3 separate regions of the Mus musculus genome follow, and regions 2 and 3 are each linked to region 1. A link is a loop called in an ENCODE intact Hi-C map of the cell type or tissue named here. Cell type or tissue: left cerebral cortex. All regions are shown on one strand. Each heading gives the region's core, and the rest is flanking DNA. Links, peaks and the distances in the headings are about the cores only.

What was found. A loop is a pair of places that touch in the nucleus more often than their neighbours do. Peaks named below come from ENCODE experiments on the same cell type or tissue, not always from the same donor. Only the 100,000 strongest peaks of a DNase experiment are listed, where the experiment ranks them.
Region 2: it touches region 1 in a loop (12-fold over the local background); 2 of 42 quality-filtered maps call a loop at or near these places.
Region 3: it touches region 1 in a loop (15-fold over the local background); 2 of 42 quality-filtered maps call a loop at or near these places.

Annotation. Positions count from the first base shown.
Region 1 is chr14:72,234,391-72,241,270 of GRCm38, forward strand. No RefSeq gene overlaps it. Among named protein-coding and RNA genes, the nearest start is that of Gm41205, 53 kb to the left of the region's middle. In left cerebral cortex, for the core only: no CTCF peak of the experiment used is centred there; DNase peaks (open chromatin) are centred at 3,727 and 4,169; H3K27ac peaks cover 1,121 bases.
Region 2 is chr14:71,335,674-71,342,553 of GRCm38, forward strand. No RefSeq gene overlaps it. Among named protein-coding and RNA genes, the nearest start is that of Gm41203, 81 kb to the right of the region's middle. In left cerebral cortex, for the core only: no CTCF peak of the experiment used is centred there; a DNase peak (open chromatin) is centred at 2,741.
Region 3 is chr14:71,725,030-71,731,909 of GRCm38, forward strand. All of the region lies in intron 1 of Gm34819 (a long non-coding RNA gene), which reads left to right. Among named protein-coding and RNA genes, the nearest start is that of Gm34998, 41 kb to the right of the region's middle. In left cerebral cortex, for the core only: no CTCF peak of the experiment used is centred there; a DNase peak (open chromatin) is centred at 3,700; H3K27ac peaks cover 1,784 bases.

The DNA of each region.
Region 1 (6,880 bases), core at 2,236-4,735:
TTCACAACTCCCACAACACGGAAAAAAAAATCTCTAAGCTCTAGGCTCCAAACTCTAGAAGCACCATATTCTATGCTTAGAAAAGGTTCTCTGACTCATGGACCAGGTGACATGAAAGGTTGCCAACTTCCTATGAAAGACCTCTATGGAAAGTTTGAGCTGAAACAGAAGTAGACTTCTTACTTGGCCACACAACCTGGCAGACCTTATGGTGTTAGAGGTTTCTGGGTTGGGAAAAGACATCAAGTACAGTGGATACATGGTCACAATGCAAGCCATTAGAGTTTTGGAGGTAGGCCACGCCATCTGCTGCAGGAGTATGTTCCATCTCACAGGCAGGACTTGGTTGGATATGAGCCTACAGTAAATATAAACCATCTGAAGAAGGCATCAAGTGGCAGCCAGAGATGTCCATCAAAAGCTGAATTCTGTTACCCAGGCCAATCCATAAAGCCAGGCTGAACCAGAACGTATTCCTTGGAAACTGTGTGTGGCATGTCTGAGAAGGAGCATGAATAGGCGGAGAGACACGGGTAAATTGCATGAGTATGTTGTCTCCCACCCATGTTGCCTAACATTGTTGCTTCTCTGTCTCTTCTCATGGCTCACGCCTATTGTTCCTTAACACCAAGCAAATCAAAGAACAGTCTGAGCTTGGTCTGTTGATTGGTCCCTTTGGTGTGTTGTCACGAATTAAAAATGAGTTGGTATTTCACTAATGCTCCCTATTAGAAATCCCTGAATGGGAGCAGTGATATATTGTCCCAACTGACAGCACTTGTCTGATGAATCAGGTCTTCTACCTTGGACAGAGAAGGAGCCCAGAGTACAATCATTCCTGTACTTAGAGTGAATTTGAGTAGAGCTAGCTGAACCTTAAAAGAATAAAGTTTTAAATATTAGTTCAAGGAAGACTTAGCAGAATGGACCCATGGGAAAAGATATCGAGTGTGGTGATCTTGCACCATAATATGGCCATTAAATAGCAACTCTAAGTCAATAAGATAGGTGGAATGATTTTTATCATAAGACTGTATTTGCTATGAATAAATATTGTATTGCTACTACAAAGGACATACCAAGGGGCAGGCACGAAAGAATACAGGCCCATCAGGGTGGACTTCCACTGGCTGAGGCTAATATTGGTACAGCTGCTATTGTATATTCACCTGGCCAGCAACAGAACTAAGGCTGAGCTCCATATTTGGCTTTTGCCAATATGAACTAAGTGCTTGATAACAAGTTGACTGCTCTGGGCACCTTTCACCCAGAAGGTGCAATGATTCCATTTGACAAATATCAACACACATGGCAAGTACAAACTTGCTTTTTTTATCCCTAGGGTCTTGGTTAATTCAATTGTCTATAGACTTCAGGAGGATTTCATCAGCTGAAATAAAATTGCAAGAGACATTTTATTAGGCCAAAGGACCCAAATAATGGGGATGGGGGAAGTGGTGTAGTGGTAATAGAATCCACTGGTCCTGTCACCTGCCATGTCTTTAGGAATCACAGTCCTTCGGAGTGATAAAATGGCCTCTCAAAGAATCAAGGCATGGTAGTATATGCCTTTAATTGCTTCACTTGGGAGACAGATGAAGGCAGAGCTCTAGGAGTTCAAGGTAGCCAGGGTTGCACAGTAAAATCCTGTCAAAAATAATTTAAATAAGTGAAGTAACAACTTGAAAATGTCACTATCTTCTGTACACAGGACAAATCCTAAAAGAATGAGTGTTATATAATCCTATGTCACCTATAGATACAAAGTGATAAGTAAGGAAGCTATACCAAATAACTATAATCAAACATGCTACCAAGCCAAGCCGATAGTCCTAGGCTCTCGTTTGTTTTTGTTTTTATATGCTGTGTCTCAGATGGGGAAAATTCTTCATTTAGTCTAATTGAGATTATGTTGAAAATTAAGCTGCTATATGTATGAAGATCCTTCTGGCTAATCACGGAATGCTAGCAGAATGGGGAAAAATCATTCTAATATATGTTAGATCAGCTGCCGCTGGACAGCAGGGCAGGGAAGAATATCTCTGCAAACACACTGATCCTCTGAGGCATCTCTTGCTGCTCACATGCCCAGGTTTAGTGATAAATTCACATCCAACATATAGAATGATACTTAGGGTCTCAGGTGCCTTGAGGATCAAAATCTGATCTCCAAACAGCAAGCCACCTGGCACAACTTATATTGTCTATCCAAGACAACAAGAAACTAGAATGGGAGACAAAGTACAGAGATAGAAAGCATCAATTATGGCTTCAAGATCAGCTGAAGAACTAGAGCTGTGGTTTGCTCTTTGCCTGGAAGTGCCCTAGAAAAGCATAGTAAATTGAATCTTGGAGAATCTGTTTCCAAGTGAGGAATCCAGAATCCAAATGGAGCTCACAAAAGGAGACAGTTGTGGGGTTTTCCACCTTCAACCTTCATCCTCTTCCTTTTTGTTGTTTGTTTGTTTGTTTGTTTAACATTTATTTATTTATTTATTTATTTCCCGTAGGGAGGAGAGATATAAGTAGATGCATGACATAGTGAGCTTGGGAAGGTCTTTAGCAGTTGATTCTCTCAATCCAATGTGTGAGACCCAGTAAGTGCGAGCTTGGGATATCAGACTTGATAGACAGTGCTGTGCTTTCATGCACCAGGCTACCTCTCTGGTCTTTCCTCTTAACATCTGTTCCTCTGCTCCTGGGAACATCGCTGCTCATAGTACCATCACTAGGAACCACCCTAGCTTCAGAGAACTGATTTATCAACCATCACTCCCTCTTCTAGAAGGTTTATATAGCCAGTGACTGGCTGAAACAAGAACACAGTCACTGTACTCTGATGTCACTTTGGAACTCTGAAGGTTTATCACCTCCCGGGGCTGGGGCTTTCCATTATGGATTGGTTTCTTATTATCTAATCCATTCCTCCTCCTTTTCCTTTTCTTTTCTTTTATTAAATTATTTTATTTGTTTACATTCCAAATGTTGCCCCGCTTCCTGGTCCCCCCTTCTAGAGTTCTTCACCCCCTCCCCTTTGCCTCTCTGAGAGGGTGCTCCCCCAAACCCCTACATACACCCTTACATACTCACATTCCCTACCTCACCCTCCCTAGCATCCCCCTTCCCTGGAGCATCTTGACAGGGTTAAGCACATCTTCTCCCACTAAGGCCAGACAAGATAGTTCTCTGCTACATATGTGCTGAGGGCTACAGATAAGCACATGTATGCATTTTGGTTGGTGGAATAGTCTCTGGGAGCTCTGAGGGGGTCCGGATCAGTTGATGCTGCTGATCTTCCTATAGGGTTGCCATCCCTTCAGCTACTTCAGTCCTTACCCTAACTCCTCCATAGGGGGTCCCTGACTTCAGTTCAATGGTTGTCTGTAAGTATCTGCATCTGTCTCAGTCAGCTGCTGATAGAGCGTCTCAGAGGACAACCATGCTAGGCTCCTGTCTGTAAGTACAACATTCCATAAGTAATAATGTCAGGTTTGGTACCTGCGCATAGGATGAATCCCAAGTTGGACTGATCACTGTATGGCTTTTCCTTCATTCTCTGCTCTACTTTTGTCCCTGCATTTCCTTTAGACAGGAACAATTCTGGGTCAAAATTTTTGAAGATGAGTGGGTGGCTCCATCTCTCCATGGTAGGCCATATTTGTCCACTGGAGGTGGTCTCTTCCGGTTCCATCTCCCCACTGTTGAGAATTTTGGCTAAGGCTATTGCTATTGAATCCTGGAAGCCTCCCACATCCCACTCAATGGGAATGACCTCTCTTCCTCCTTTTCTTAAAAGCAGTCTCTTCAAGAATCCTTCCAGATGTACTTCTGTTCTAAGAGTGTTTCCTGTTCACTGAACATGTACCTGTCATTCCATTGTCTTGAAGGTTACCTCCAATGTGTTTTCTGCTACAATATGAAACTATCCGCCCCCAACAACAGCCAATCCATATCCCTCCTCCAGAGTTGGCATTGAGCTGGACTCACACAAAGACTTATGGGGGGTTAAGAAAAATCTGTGGGATCACAAAAATGTCAGACTCCTATTGTACTAAAAATGATTCTATCCCAGGGCTGCCAGACACATCCGCTCCCACCCAAGCAGATGGAAGACTATAGACTTAAGAGACAGAGGGCAAGCAAAACAGGACTTCCGTAGGGAGAAAATAAAATGTCTCCCCCTACATCGCTGCCTCAAGCATCTGAAAGTAGGTGTTGGAGTCCCCGTTCTGCAAATCCACCCACAAACATCCTTGTCAGCCTCTCAAAATGGGAATGAGTCTCTTGTGTCTGGGACTGTAGTCTAAGAAGGAAGATGTTCTAAATTACCTCAGTGGTCTTAAATTGACCAGGTATTCACATCTACTCAATCGCTGATTTCTTCCTCTCCAAATCCTACAATGCTGAGCAGATTGCTTAATGTTAGCACATATCATGCTATCCCATAAGGACTTTTCAAGGAATATTTTTCTAACACAATGGGGACGCTCAGCAGAAACCTGATTCTGTTTGACTGTGTGTCCCAAAGGCCTTGTGGAAAGAATGTAGCCCCACCTCCACCCCCACCCAGGTTTAGAACCTGGGAGGTGTAACCTATGCCACATTCACTGCAGCAGTCACCAAACAAGAAGCGTCAAGCAGACTGAAGCACATGTGCAAAACATTTACTTAATCTTTAGTGAGATGTTAAATATATTTCTATTTTTTTTATTAGATATTTTCTTTATATACATTTCAGATGTTATCCTGAAAGTTCCCTATACCCTCCCCTCGCCCTGCTCCCCTACCCACCCACTCCTGCTTCTTGGCCCTGGCATTCCCCTGTTCTGGGGCATATAAAGTTTGCAATACCAAGGGGCCGCTCTTCCCAGTAATGACCGACTAGGCCACCTTCTGCTACATATGCAGCTAGAGATACGAGCTCCGGGGTACTGGTTAGTTCATAATGTTGTTCCACCTATAGGGTTGCTGACCCCTTCAGCTCCTTGGTTGCTTTCTCTAGCTTCTCCATTGGGGGTCCTGTGTTCCATCTGGCTTAGCCATTAAAGGCTAGGCTCACAACCAAAAATACATTCCTAAATATAAAAAAATTATTATTTCCTAGAAGATTCTTTGTTTTCCTGTTTCTTCTGTACAAAGAACAAATGTACTATCGTGGTTAAATTACAAAGGAATGAAAGAAGGGAGTGGGCAAGGGAGGGGTGGGTGGTATATGTTGTTCTAAAAGCAGGATAGCTTTAAGTTTCCCTTGTAATGGTTCATCACATCTGCCCATAGCTTGTGGTCCAGATTCCCTTCAGGTTGAAATGTGTGTGTGTGTGTGTGGTGTGGTGTGTGTGTGTGTGTGTGTGTGTGTGTGTGTAGCATAAGAGTTCCTGCCTCTTATTTGTATCTGCTGATGCTAGTTCTCTGCATGTGATCACTCAACCTCCCAGAAAAATCTTCCTTTAAGAAGCAAAAAGGAGAAGAAGTAAGGGCAGGGCAAGCAAGAGAGGGAGGTAGAGGGCAGAGAGAACATAAAGCTACGGTCTCCCCTTCCATTCTGACAAAGCAGGCAAGAGGACAGCCCCTTTCATTCCCCACCTGTCCTTCCAGCCTCAGATGGGAAAGCAGCAGCCTTTTGTGACATTGTTTTTCCTCCAAGGCTACCTTTGATCTTCACCTAGGTGACATCTACTTCCAGTGAACATCAAAGGCAGCAGAGAGGCAGAGATGACTTGTCTGGAGCCTCCTCTCACTAGGGACAGCTGAAATAAGATTGTCCCAATTGTGTGAGAGACAAGGCCAAGACCCCAAGGGATCCTTAGTGGGATGGTTGCTTCTCGCTTGAGCTGCCTCTTCTTTGCCAGGAAATAAGACTTTCTACCTTTTCTTCTCACAGAAAGCAACTCCCATCTCAGGAGAAAGCGATGCCCCAGCCTCCCTGTGCTGTGCATGGTTAGCACAAGCTTGGGGTGCAGGAGCACATGTGCACATTAATTTATGCTGCCTGTCGCCTTTGTGTTTTGGAACAAGTCAGACTCCTTTGTGTAATTGCTTGATGAAACATCCCCGTCCAGTCTGTCAACACAAATTACACAGCTAAATAATGAGAGCTGCCCCTGCCCCCTCTGTTATACAAACACAAGAAGGATCCAACTAGCCCTGAGGAGCTGGGCTTCCCACCTGACCTACGATCTCTGGACCTTCATCTCACCTGCAAAGGATAGTTGCTAGGAGACAGAAGATAAAACTAGTCTTCTCTATCACCTGTCCACCTCAGACTGAAGGAATAGAACAGGGTGGGGGGCAGAACACAGACCGTGGGCAGGATCTTAGAGGCCTTCTCTGCATGAGGCTCACTCAACAAAGGTGGGGTCTGTCACCCTTGGAGAGGGTCTCAAACTGTGATGCTGTAGCTCTGAGTGTTTATCTAAAACAATAGGATATACATACAAATGCAATATATACCCCCTACAAACATTACTAAATGCACACATCTAAATATATATGTGTGTGTGAGTATAAGTATATGTGTATATATATATATGTATATATGTGTATATATGTGTATAAATGTATATATGTGTATATTTGTATATATGCATATATATACATGCTTGTACACAGACACACTACACAATATACATATATGCACTTTTGTGCATAATTATATACATACATCAATGTATACATATGCATATACATATCCCTGTACATATATTCACATCTACATCTACATACATATTCATAAGTATATATACTTCTACATATATATGAACATTAACACACCTCTGTACACATGCACATATCTACATATACACATATGCACATTCATATACATGTCAATATACACCTGTATATTCCTAAGTTCACATGTACACATGCATACATACAAGCA
Region 2 (6,880 bases), core at 1,528-4,027, 900 kb before region 1:
GGCAACAGCCTTAAGCATTACATGTTGACTTGGTATCTTCTACAATGTTTTTATTGCATTTTATTCATGGATTGTGTCTGCATGCCACAGAGCATGTGTGAAAGTCAGAGAATAACCTGTGGGAACTGGTTCTCACATTCCACTCTGTGGGGCCTGGGGATGAAATTTGGGTCATGAGTCTTGGTGGCAAGCCCCTTCACCCACAGATCCATCCTTTCAGTCTTTTATTACATTTATTGATTGCATCATAAATCTCATTTTACTCATATTTTTATTTTATTATACCTAGGGCCATGATGAAAAAATAATAGATGTTCATAAATATACACAAGTTTATTTATGCAAACACAGACATATGTGTATGCACACACAGCTAGGCTATGTGCTGTGTGTAGTTGGCTATATTATATACATTAAGTATAGTCTATGGTGTTTGCACAATGACAAAGTCACCCAATGATGCATTTCTCAGAATGTTTTCTTCATGACACATAACTGACATCTCATTTTGCCTCTGCCATTCTCTGATGAACTCTTTGCCCTCAAATTATTTTCTCGCTTCAGTGTTTCTCAGACACCTTCTTAATGCAATGTTTAGGCCTTCCCGGAATTTTCTAGTATTCGTGGGCTGATGTACTTCTGACCCCCCAAATGGCCACATAAGTTCACTATTCAACCTTCCTTTTCTCAAAGGGAAGTCATTGTCTGTTCCTCCAGCATGTAGCTCCTCTGCTGACTGTAGCCAGATGTTCACAGGTCATCTCTGCTTAAAGGCTCAGCTTAAATTCACTCAGCTAATCTCATTTTTTTTCTAGGCAGAAATTAATAACTTCAACCCCTGGCACCCAATGGTGCTGGTCTGTCTCTTATAATTCAATCTGTCCTATATTTTGTGATAATTTCCTTGGGATGTGACAAAGACTGATATATAGGCTTGGAAAGCTAGCCCCTTCATCTTTGTTGGGGCTGGCAATACATTCTAGGCTGGATGCTGCAAGCCTGGGTCAGGACCCAAATAGACCCAAGAATTTTATCTCCTCTTTGGGGTGATCGAACCCATTTTCTCAAACATAAGGTTGGAGTGATACCATGAATAGATATAGGACTTGCACTTCTCCGGGGTTTCCCTATACCAGAGAGAATATCCTAGTAGATGCCTTTCTTCCACTGCCTAGTATGTCATTTCTAGGACTGAGCCACAGGTGCTACAATGTGATATATGGTCTATAGACGTCTACTATGCATGTCAAAGAGTGAATATATGGTTCCAATTTACCTTGGCTCTTTTCTAGCTCTTGGGGTTAAGCCTCATGGTAACTCCAGTCCAAACATATTCTGTCTGTGGTACTGCCTCTATCCCATAGTATATTTAGACAAGCGTTATCTTGGCAGGCATCTTTTGCACTGATGTTGGTACCCAGACCACATTGCCACTCCTCACTGATCCATGTGTTAGGACGGCCAAAGGGTGGGCAGCTGTTAGGAGCTGTGCTCCCTTCCTCCGTAGACTCCTTGGTGATGTTCTCTTTCTCTGTGTTATGTGCTTACACTGTGCTCTGCCTTTTGGTTTTAAAGCTGGTCTAATGAGTGCTAGGCATTCCTGCTGTGAAGAAAAATGCTTCTCTCACCCTGACCATGGCCCCTTGCCTGACTTCCACCCAGGTAGCAGCATAGGAAGGTGGGCATCACTCCAAAAGAGCAGATTGCATACCAGGAACTCAGTAATTATGACTCCAAAGTTCAAGAGGAGATATAGCTTGAAAGATACACATTTCCACTTATGTTACAAAATTCCAATTGTAAATCTAAGACGGCCAGAAAATGAGCTAACATTTACATTTTCCTGTATACTCTGGGAAGATTTGCATTTATGATCATTCTCAGTGAGGCACTTGTAACAGCTCTGAGAGTTATTGGAAGCTGGTGTTCAGGGCAGCACGTAAACAATGCAGCATCATATGGAATGATGTCAACAGCATTAAATACAGCAGTATATCCTAGGGAACTATGAAGGCAAGAAGCCCTCCACTGTTTAAATGCGCACACGTTTCAAAGAAGTAGCAACACAAATAAATAATAATACCGATACCCGTTTCTTCAGGTGGGAGATATAAAATTAGCCAGGAATGGCATATTTGATGATCAAAACACGAGGAGAGATTTCTAGACCTGAGAAGGGAAATAAGCAGCCTGGATCTTTGAGGGTTTGGAGGCACACTTAATTGGGCAATAAAGAAACACCTTCTTACAGTTTAAACCTGAAATGTGCCCCACTCTTTGAATTCTTTGAATTCTTATTCCCAGATGGTAGTGCCATTTTGGAAGGCTAGGGTGCTTTTAGAAGATGGGGCTAAAGTGGGTCATTATGAGGTAAGACTTTAAAGGCTCCTGCTCTCCTCTTAGCCTCCTGGTCTGCCATTGTGATCTGAACAGTCTTCTACATTGTGCTCTCATGAATTCAGCCGCTCTTTCAGGCCTTCTATGATGGGTTGGAAACAGCCGAAGTTATGATCTGAACGAAGGCTTTGCTCCATTTAATTGGGACTGTTGGACATTCACCCATAGTGATGGAAAAGTAACTCACTCACAGCCCTTATTCAAAGTATGCAGAGTATAGGCTGTGTCCACAAGTGCGGCCACGCTTGTTTGTTGAAGCGTTTTCTGTGGTTGCTTTCTGTGCCAAAACAGAAGAGTTGAGTGCTGGCTGTCAGTGGCTGCTTTTAGTACCTCCTCCACCCTGGAGGCCATCTGGAGCTGAGGCTAGCAGCACTCACTGTGTGGGTAAGCGTGACAAGCCCTGATCAGGTTGCATGTGGGTTGGAGTCTTTTAATGTTTGTCTTTGAAGTGCTTGCCGGCTTTGGCTCCCTATCCACAATATCAAATATATATGTAAAGTTTGATTCATTGTGAAGAATGGTTTCTTTTTCTATTCTAAATCTGCACTGATAAGTCACTGATGTATGGTTTTGTTAACTTTTTCATTTTAAAATACTTTTTAATACATGGGAAAAGATTGTCATCCAGCATTAACAACCTACATCAGTTTTTACACAGAAAGTCATCTATCTGAAGCTTTGTTAATAGTCCCAATAATGTCTTTTATAACAAGAGGAGCCTGCCTGGGAACCCCAGGTGCACATAGCCCTCCTAGCTTTCTAGGTTCCTTCAATCTGGAGATGTTTCATGACTATGTTTTTTTTAATTAATTAGTTCTATCTCCCCCATGTATTAGTTAATTCTTTCATTGCTGTAACAAAAGCAACTTAAGAGAGTTTCTTTTGGCTCACAGTTCCAGGGAACAGATCATCATGGCAGGAACGTTATGGTAGGTAGAGTATAAGGCTGGTAGTCACATCATATCCACAACCAGGAAACAGGAAGAGATGAGTGCTTTTATTCGGCTAGCCCGTAGGATGGTGCCATATACATAACCACCTCAGTGAGCCCAATATAAAAAAAATCCTCTCAGATATGTTTAGAGACCTGTCTTAAAGGTGACTCCAGGTACTATTAAGTTGATAATTGATATAAACCATCAACATATCATTTCCCTTCTTATCTCTTAAGCTCTTGATGGTCTCAGTGCCAAATGCATTCAAACCAAGTTAAAAAGTTCCTGTAGTCTTCAACAGTTTCAACATTGTATAAAATGCCATCATCCAAGCCTCTTTGAAGAGTCAATGTTATTTCTTAACTGTAAGCCCCTATAACATCATAAAAGAAATGACACGGTTCCTGTATACAGCGGCATTCAGTAAGTATTTCCATTTCAATAGGGGGGAAAGAGGGCATAGCAATAAATGAGTGGACCAAAGCAAGATAAAAATAAATCGCAGGAAACACAAAAGCTTGTAGTTCCAAAGCTGATATCTGGGGTTTGTGATGAAATCATTTGGACTCTAAAGGACTTGAGAGGCACAACCACTCCAGTTCTGTTTACGTACAGGGCATACACTCTCTGTTTGCATCCAATTCTGTGACTGTGTCTTTCCTTGATGAACATCTCATGATCCTGGCATCTTGAACATTCTGACATTTCCATTGAGATTTAGGTTTCATCTCTACATTTTCATGAAATAGTCTCTTGGGTCCTTCCTTTCAACCTTTCCTTATAGCCCACCTCTATTCCTTTCTAATTCACAGAACTACTCTCTACCAGGGACCTTCAGTCCCAACACTTTGTTGGGACTCAAGTATGGAATCTTTATTCTCTTTCCTATTCCATTATACAGATAAGATCCCCCTTTGCCCAGAAAATATCATGGTCTATTGACAAATCTATTAGCTACTCCCAACAATCTGATAGTCAGGTCCTATTGCTGAAGACTCGGATTACTTACATCATTGAACATGGAGAAATTAGTACCAACTAGACAGTTTACTTTTATTGAGTTGCGTTTATGACATTGAAGAAACTTTGCAAACTAGTGGAGGAGAAAAAAGTGCAGTAATACTCAGGTACAAATTCAGAAACCTACAAGTGAGACCTGCCTGCAAAATATACTCGTACAACACACACACACACACACACACACACACACACACACTCATGCACTGCTGACAAGTTTTTATGTCAACTCAGCAGGAGCTAGGGTCATCTGGGAAGAAATACTCTTATTCAAGAAAATATAGTTTTGGCTTTGGCTTGTCTCTAGGTCCTCTTCTTGGTTGATGATTGATGTGGGAGGCCTCAGGGCTAGTGATCCTAGATGCTATAACAAAAAAGTAAGCAGAGTTCCTTCATGGTCTCTGCATCAGTTCCTGCCTCCAGGTTCCTGCCTTGAGTTCCTGTCTTGACTTCCTTTGCCAAAGATCTGTGATATGGAACTGTAAGTGAAATAAACCAATTGTTCTCCAAGTTGCTTTTGGCCATCAAGTTTTATCTGATAATATAAACCTAATTAAGATACATACTATATGTTATATATGTATGTTAATATGTGTACATTACTATAAAGGATAGACTAACAACTGTGGAGGTTGATGAGGATCTGTAGTTCAAGAGCAACACACTTCTGATTGTGATCAGGAGAACTGATGGTGTGGATGGAGACTGGAGGAAGCTGTCGGAGAATTCCCTCTTGTTTGGGAAGGCTTGGCTGTTGCTGTGATCATTGTCACTCTCTTCAGGCCTGCCACTGGGCAGGGTATGCCGCTTATCCCAAACAGGTTGGCATTTAGTACTTGTACTCAGCTCTGGTTGTAAGCCTATCTGAGCATCCTGAGGTAACCTTTCCTGGACTTCCCAGCAGGACTTATTTTTCTCCTATACTTCCCTCACCCCTAGCCTTGGGTATCTGTACTTTACCAATCCTCTTTCCTTGACTTCTAATATCTTGTTTTCCCAGATGAAACCTTAATGTTTTTTCTTATTGAGGCTCCATCCTTTACCTTCATCCATGGTCACCTTTGTAGTGAAGTGAGAGGTAAGTCAAATACTCTCTCTTTTTCAACATAAATTACTTCACAAAAATGACCTGGAATACACATCAAAAATGCATAAATTATGTTGTGTCACAAGGCCACAACCATGGTAGGATATTTCAGTAAGTATTTTTAGTCTTTGCTCAAATAAATTAAGTGACAAATAAGAATACTAGAGATTTGAAGGGCATATAAATAATTTTGGCATTAATAGATGTTATTAAACTTTGTGCCTCATAGTCATTTTAATTGCACTTTTGTGAAACACATTTCATAATTTACTATACCTCACAAATTTGAAAACCTCCCATTTTAGAGTTAATATTCTGTTTTTAATTAAGAGTATTAGACATCTTAGAAAACATTTTTATATCTATTACTATTTAAGAGCTAAGCCATTGTAAAAGCTTTTGACTTCCTTAACCAGCATTTCTTACTCCTTATGTCTTTCTGTTTCCTTTTTCTTATTCTATATTTGTATTGTTCATCAATTTTACAACCACACTCCACACAAAATTATTTAGATTTCTACTTGGTTTCAATGCTTATCATAGGGCTTTTGATTTCCCCGTCTCCCTACCATTTTCCCATTATCGAATCCAGTGGCCTGGAGAATGTTTTAAGTACTTTTTTTTTTCAGAAAGAGAATGCAAATATATTTTATAAACAAAGAATATGTGAAATCCAATTTTATGTTTTTTTATGCATAAAATAATTGGGTCACATCCATCCCTAACACCTGCTATTTTCCCCTTTTCTATTAGAAGATTGCTATCTAGCTTATTTGTTAAAACACTGAATGATTTTCTACAGTACTCAATCAAATGTGGCATGCAGCTTAGCTGCTGTGTTTTTTTCCTGCAGTCCCTACTTCTTTTATCCCAAACTGCCAAAGTCCTCCCTTGTTTTGGTTGCACTTGAGACATATTTTCTCATTTTCTTCTGTTCCCTTCACTGGGCCTTCTTTAGTAGGTGCTTTCTATTTGAGACATGATTACTTTGCTGTTTTACACTGCAGGCTATATTTGAAGACTACATGCTCACCCAGTGATTCCCTTAATAAGTATATTTGACCACAGGTCCTTCTGGCACTCCTGACCACAGGTTGTAGGTATTATGGCTAAATCAATTAATAAAAAGCAAACCTCAAAAAAGGACAAAACTTTCTGTTTTCCCTGAATTTATATTCTAGTCCTGGAAATTGATATCACAAGAAAGCAAACAGATAACATACAGGTATTCCTTAGTATTTGCACAGTCAGTTCTAAGAATCCTTAGAGATGCTGTAACCTATATGTGTCCAACACTTACATTCAATGGTGTGGTGTTTGCACCTTATCTACATAAAGCTTGCAGATTCTTTAAGTAACCCCTAGACTATGTATGTACCTAATATATTGCAAATATTGTATGCAGAATTTTTGCATTTTGTTGTTTATGAAATAATGACTACAA
Region 3 (6,880 bases), core at 2,402-4,901, 510 kb before region 1:
AACAAGTGCACTTTAACACTGAACCATCTCTCTAGTCTCATATTTGCTCTTTCTGCTATCTAGTCTCAGTGTGTCTCTCTATAGAATGGATACTATAAAGCCTCTACTTCCTCACACAATGAGTGATCTATTACCTCAGTTATAATCCTTACCTAAAAGTCTTACCTATAAACTTTACTAGTATCTTTGGATGATGACTGAATTATGTAATGTAATAAAACTTCTACGATTGGGGAAATTTCTACCTTTTCCCCTCTCTTTCATTTTTATTTTGCAGATGACTAATCTAATAGCTCTTGGACTACGGTACTCTTAATAACCATCATAGGATCTGATAAAATGCAGATGCTTATCCCTTACCCCATTAAAAACAGGTTCCTTTGGTGATGGGAATGCAGGTGGCCCAGCTTCTAAGCCTTTCTACCAAAGAGTTCAAGCCACCAGCAACACCAGGGAGTTCATGTGAGCTTAATTATGTCACACAGTAACACTATGTCAGGCTCAGTATTATTGTTAGTTCTCTCTTCAATGATAACATTCTGTTGCCTAGAACTCAAGGGCATTTTCATTGAAAGCCAGGGGATTCTTCTCATCTGAACAGCCTCCATAATCACGCTGAACTCACATTTGAAAACTCCATTGTAGAAAACTCAATAGAAAGCAATGCAGTGAAATGTGCTTCTCTATGGCAAGGAAACCGATAACCTGTTATTGTGCACATTATCTGACAATGAGGAGGAAAGAGACAGCCCAGTACTGTGCATACTGCCCAATCCTGGGGGAAGAGACACCATAGGATTGTGTTCCTCATAATAATGGGAAGCAAATCGCCTACTATGCTCACTGTACAACATTGGGGAACAAACAGGCAGCTTATCAGCATGCTCACCTCTCAAGGATAGTGAGAGACTTAAGAGTCAGATACTGTTCTCCATGTACTACAACTAGGAGGAATCATGTTTCTCTGGTAGTTTGTCAGGGATGCCATAAGCCACAGATTGAGTGGATGTTAAAGCACCAAAATTGCAGCTGGGGAGATGGCTAAGAAGTTCAGGATGCTCTTACAGAGGACCTGAATTAGTTCCCAGCACACATAACATGCAGTTTATAACCACTTATGAGTCCAGTTCTAGGGGAACCGATATCTTTTTTGACATATGGCAACTGCATCCTCATGCACACACCTCCACACAGGCATACAGGGACAGATATAATTGAAGGTAAACATTAGTAGATCTGGGCAAGGCAGTGGGGGGCTTCCCTTTCATCCCCAGACTGGGAAGAGAGCTCAAAATGGGTACATTTTTAGTCATAAGAAATTAGATCTCCCATATATGAATTGTAAGGGAGAGAATTTATTGTGCAATTCAGACTGAGACAATATTATTAGAAACTCACTATAAAAGTGGATATAATTTATACATTCCTTAGCATTAGATCTACCTACAAACATTAGAAAACAGAAAACTAAAGCCAATAGCTACTTTTAAAGATACTTTTATTAAGTGCATGTGTGTGTGTGTGTGTGTGTGTGTGTGTGTGTGTGTGTATCTGTAGTAGCTAGAAGGCAGTATTGAATGCCCTAGAGCTGGAGTAAGTAAAGGTAGTGAGCTGCCTGTCGTGGGCTCTAAGATCCAAGCTCAGGTCCCCTGAAAGAATGGCAAATACTTTTAACTGCTGAATGATCTCCCTCGTCCCCCCAGACTATTATCTTATAATGCAGGTAATCTAATGAAAGGTTAGGGCTGAGACAACCCTAGAACACTAGTAGAAGCATTGCCACACAGCTGTGTTCCTTCAGCCATTCTGCCCCACCATCTATTCCACGTGGCTTTCTTTGAAAGTCAATCATGTCTACTACAACCCTAGAAATCTCATATCCATTTTTGCCATGGAGAGGAAATAATCATGAAGTCCAGGGAAATGTGTCCACCGAGTAATCTATTGAATAAATACAGGTGCACACAAACACTTATATGTATACATATAGTCAGCCCTTTGTTATAAATGGGTTGTATGCCAGGGATTATGGACAATGAGGACTGCATATATTAATGTGCCTATTTTACGTCATTATTCCTTAAGCAATATAGTATTATAATCATTTGCACAGCATTTGTCTTGGGTTGTTTCCTATAAGTCATCTATAAGTATATAAGATCTAGAGAATATAGGGGGATGTATATAAGCTATATGTGACTACTATGGCATTTGATATTAAAATATTGATATTTTGGTTCCTGTGAAGGATTCTGGAGCCAAATATCTTCATAAGATGAATAATAGATTCATATAATGGACAACTGTGTAAGCACATGTCAGAAGTTTTTCTTCCTATTTTATTGTCTATAACTAGTTCCTCTGCCTGTGTTCATAGCAGCCTTATTTATAATAGCCAGGAGCTGGAAAGAACCCAGGTGTCCTTCAACAGAGGAATGGATACAGAAAATGTGGTACATTTACACAATAGAGTACTACTCAGCTATTAAAAACAGTGAATTCATGAAATTCTTACCAAATGGATGGAATTAGAAAATGTCGTCCTGAATGAGGTAACCCAATCACAGAAGAACACACATGGTATATACTCACTGATAAGTAGATATTAATCCAAAGTTTGGAATACCCAAGATACATTTCATAGACCACATGAAGCTCAAGAAGAAGGAAGATCGAAGTGTGGATGCTTCAGTCCTTCTTAGAAAGGGGAACAAAATACTCAAGGGAGGAAATACAGAGAAAAAGTATGGAGCAGAGACTGAAGGAAAGGTCATCCAGATACTGCTCCACCTGAGGATCCATCCCATATACAGACACCAAACTCAGACATTATTACAGTTGCCAAGAAGTGCTTGGTGACAGGAGCTTGATATATCTGTCTCCAGAGAAGCTAGTGCCTGATAAATACAGAGGGAAATGTTCACAGCCAAACATTGGAATGAGCACGGGGTCCCAAATGGAAGAGTTAGAGAAAGGACTAAAGGAGATTAAGGGGTTTGCAACCCATAGGAAGAACAGCAATATCAACCAACTAGACCCCCCCCCCCCAGAGCTCCCAGAGACTAAACCACCAACCAGATTACCCATTGAGAGACCTATGGCTCCAGCTGCTATGTAGCAGAGGATAGCCTTGTCAGACATCAATGGGATGAGAGGCCCTTGGTCCTGGGAAGGCTTGATGCACCAGTGTAGGAGAATGCTAGGGCGGGAGGTAGGAGTAGGTGGATGGGTAGGGGAGGGAGGGGGATGGGATAGGGGGGTTGGTGGAACTATTGATTATATCAGGTGTTAAAACATGAAGAAGTAAATGGTAATGAAGAGATTGGAGAGAGAGAGTTGTCTTCTAGACCAGAGATAGAGGTAAGTGATGGGAGCTCTTTGCAAAATACCAAGAGCAAAAAAAGAATGTGGCATTACAAATAGAATATGACATTAGGAGACAGTCACCTCTTCACAGTCTATTCCTGACCAGGATTCACTGGAATCGTGAAGCAGGATTTGCTTTCCTAGGTGAAAGCAATTAGTCATCATCTGATAGGATGGGGCTGCAGATACAAGCACAGTTTATATTCACATAACCTCAGGTTGGATGCTTACTCCCACCACACAGAAGTCATACCCAACACTGCTGAGTATTCTCCGGGTTTGTCTCTGGAATAACTGCTTCTGTCAAGATGGTGCTAGACTGGAGGAGGCAGAGACACCCACTCGCAGCACGGACACTTTCCTACAATGCACCAGGCTGAGACAAGTAAAAAATTATGCCCTGGCAGATTTCTTTCTCAAAATATCCTCAAAATACTCTCTGCCTCATCCAGCGTTCTCTGGAAGGAAATGGGGTGTGCTATGAAGTTTGAGTGGAGAGGTGGAAGAAGATCACAGCACAAAGCTGACTCATCCTAGAAGCTCATTTTCTTTTCTGAGTCAGATTACCTATTCTGCCAGGGCACCTGCTCTCTACCAACCTTGGGCAGTCTATATCCACCACTCAAATGGAACTATAACCTTGTACTTCCAGGTATAAGCACACACCCATCAAAACCATCCACCAATGCCATGCTAAAGGTGAGGTCATGAGGGTCATCACACTGTTCTTGGTGGTTCTAAACTCTCCTAAACAAGAACCTTCTCTGAAGTCTGTTGCTAGGAGGAAAACACTTTTACTCATAAGTGGGCCCCTTGGGTAGTAAAGACTTGATAGCCAACGTTTATGCACGAACACATTTTTATGAGCTCAAAGGGATATCTGGTACTCGAGCAAGCCTTATAGCGAGATCTAAGAAGTCAGAACTCTGGAACCCATCTGTGAAAGCTTCCATGCCAAGGCACATTGGCTTTCTACATTGAGCCTGGTGTTTTCTTCAAACCCCAGGGTACCACCTTTCTCTTAATCACTGGATTTCTGCCACACATCATTTTTTTTCTTGGCATTGTCCAGGAGGAATAAGGATAGAAGGATAAATACTCAGTGAGGTAAGACAAAGAGATTAGATAGATGATGTAAATTCAAGAGTGATTCTGATGTATGTAAGGTTTTGAGTTCAAAGGTTCTGATTAAATCAATCAATGGGTATTACTAAGTTCAAGAGAGTAGAAAAATAAGTCTGTGTTGCCTACATCAATGTTCAATGTCCACACAATGCTTCACTTTGGGAGATAGAAGTGAGTGGGTACTATTTTTTTCACTAGGCACTTTTCCAGGGATGCTATAATTTAACCCAGTTCTGATAAAGTCAGGACCCAGAAAATAAGAACTCAGTCTGTTGAGTCCATTCCTATTTCAGCTGTTGGTTACAAGTCTAAGATTATGGCTCATATTTCACACTGAGAATTTATAAATTTGGGGTTCACAAAACTTGTGATTTATTTTTTAGAATGGCCAAAAGGGCTAAGGCAATTGCATTTATCCATTTGAGGAAATATTACCCTGTGTAGAGATGAGCAGCAGATAATAAAGGCACAAACAGAAGAGACACAACTGTCTACACCCTGAGGTGTTCCACTGTTTAGGAATCACCATGTGTTCTGCTATCTAGAAGTCCTTGGTTCCTGCTATTTGGGGCTCTCGTTAAAGCTTTGTTCTATAAGCATGTGACAAAAAAATACCAACTACTGTGATTAATGCAACTTGCAGCCTGCCTCCCCTGCCTAGAGAGGTTAGGTAGTAAAACTCAAAGTTGTGACCTTCCAATCACATGGTTGATACTGTTGCCAATCAGTTCCCATCCTGTGGATACCAAGGAGCTCACCAAAAGTGCCTTTATTAAAAAAAAGAAAGAAGAAGAAGAAGAAGAAGAAGAAGAAGAAGAAGAAGAAGAAGAAGAAGAAGAAGAAGAAGAAGAAGAGGAGGAGGAGGAGGAGGAGGAGGAGGAGGAGGAGGAGGAGGAGAAGAAGAAGAAGAAGAAGAAGAAGAAGAAGAAGAAGAAGAAGAAGAAGAAGAAGAAGAAGAAGAAGAAGAAGAAGAGAAGAAGAAGAAGAGAAGAAGAAGAAGAAGAAGAAGAAGAAGAAAAGAAGAAGAAGAAGAAGAAGAAGAAGAAGAAGAAGAAGAAGAAGAAGAAGAAGAAGAAGAAGAGGAAGAATTCTATGGTATCTTGAAAATCTGTTAAATACTCTCACTGCTGGGTAAATTTTAAGGGCCGTAGGTGCTCTGTGTCAGGAAGAGGTGACAAAAATCTATCATCTAGACTGAGAAACAAAAATATTTAAAGAGGCCTGATTGCTATTACTTAACAGCCCTAAATGTCTAACACACTGGACAACCTCTCAGTGACAAAGTATCTCCATATCTTTTAAAGGAAATAGAAATACAGACCTTGTTTTATGAAATTTCCAAATATTTAAATTTTGGTGTAAAAATAAAAAAGCTAGAACTACAGAAGGTAATTAGTAGGCTGCAAGTTTCTGACTTCTGATTACTGGTAGAGGTAGTAGTTCTGGCTTTCGGGAACTGGGGAATGGCCAGGAGTGAAGACTGACACTGAGCAATGACTTGCCTTTAAAGTAATAGATTGCATAAAAAATACCTAGATCCTGCAGCATCCATCACTCGATACATTGAAAGGCATAGCTTTCTGTGGGTACCCCTCAAACATCCCACTTCTGTAGGCAATATCGACAGCTGCCTACAGACATCAGCTGCTTGGCATCTGCACGATTTCCCAAGTGTATGGAAGGCTCGGGTGGGAGAAAGTAAAACATTTTGACATCAGGCTGAGCTTCTCAGTTTTCTAATATAGTATGCATGCCATCCCCCCCCTTGGGAATCAATGCTCATGAATTCATTAAGTTCTGGAGACCGTAATATTTGCCAGAATACAAAAAAACAATCGCCTGAACATAAATTGCAACGTAGAAAAACTTTTGTAATTTAATTTTCCAGTGAATATAAAGAGGATATACGTGACTGTAGCTTCAATGCACTAATAATCAGATGCAAATGAGGTAGGAACATATTCATACTCAAGAGGGTGGGAGTAGGCAATTCAATGTCTGGAAAAGAAGAACACGGCTGTCCATTCTGTATCACTGGCAAATGCAATACAGGAAAATGGAACCAAGTGCCTTGGCTATTAATTATTGATTTATTATTGGACTGAGGATTTAATAGCTAGTTAATTTAATAGTAGGAGACTCTGTATGTGTGTGTGTAAGTGTGTGTGTGTGCGTGTGTGTGTGTGTGTGTGTGTGTGTGTGTGTGTGTGTTGAAAAGACAGCCAACCACCTTCCCAGGCAGCTGAGCAATTTAGCCTCAGTGGGCTTAGCTTACTCAGCCTGTATTAACGTGGGTAACTCAGTTGACTCATTTGTATTAAGGAATCATTTGATCCATCAGACAAGTTTTTCTGGGTATTTCAGATGAGTAAATACATGTATTTGTATT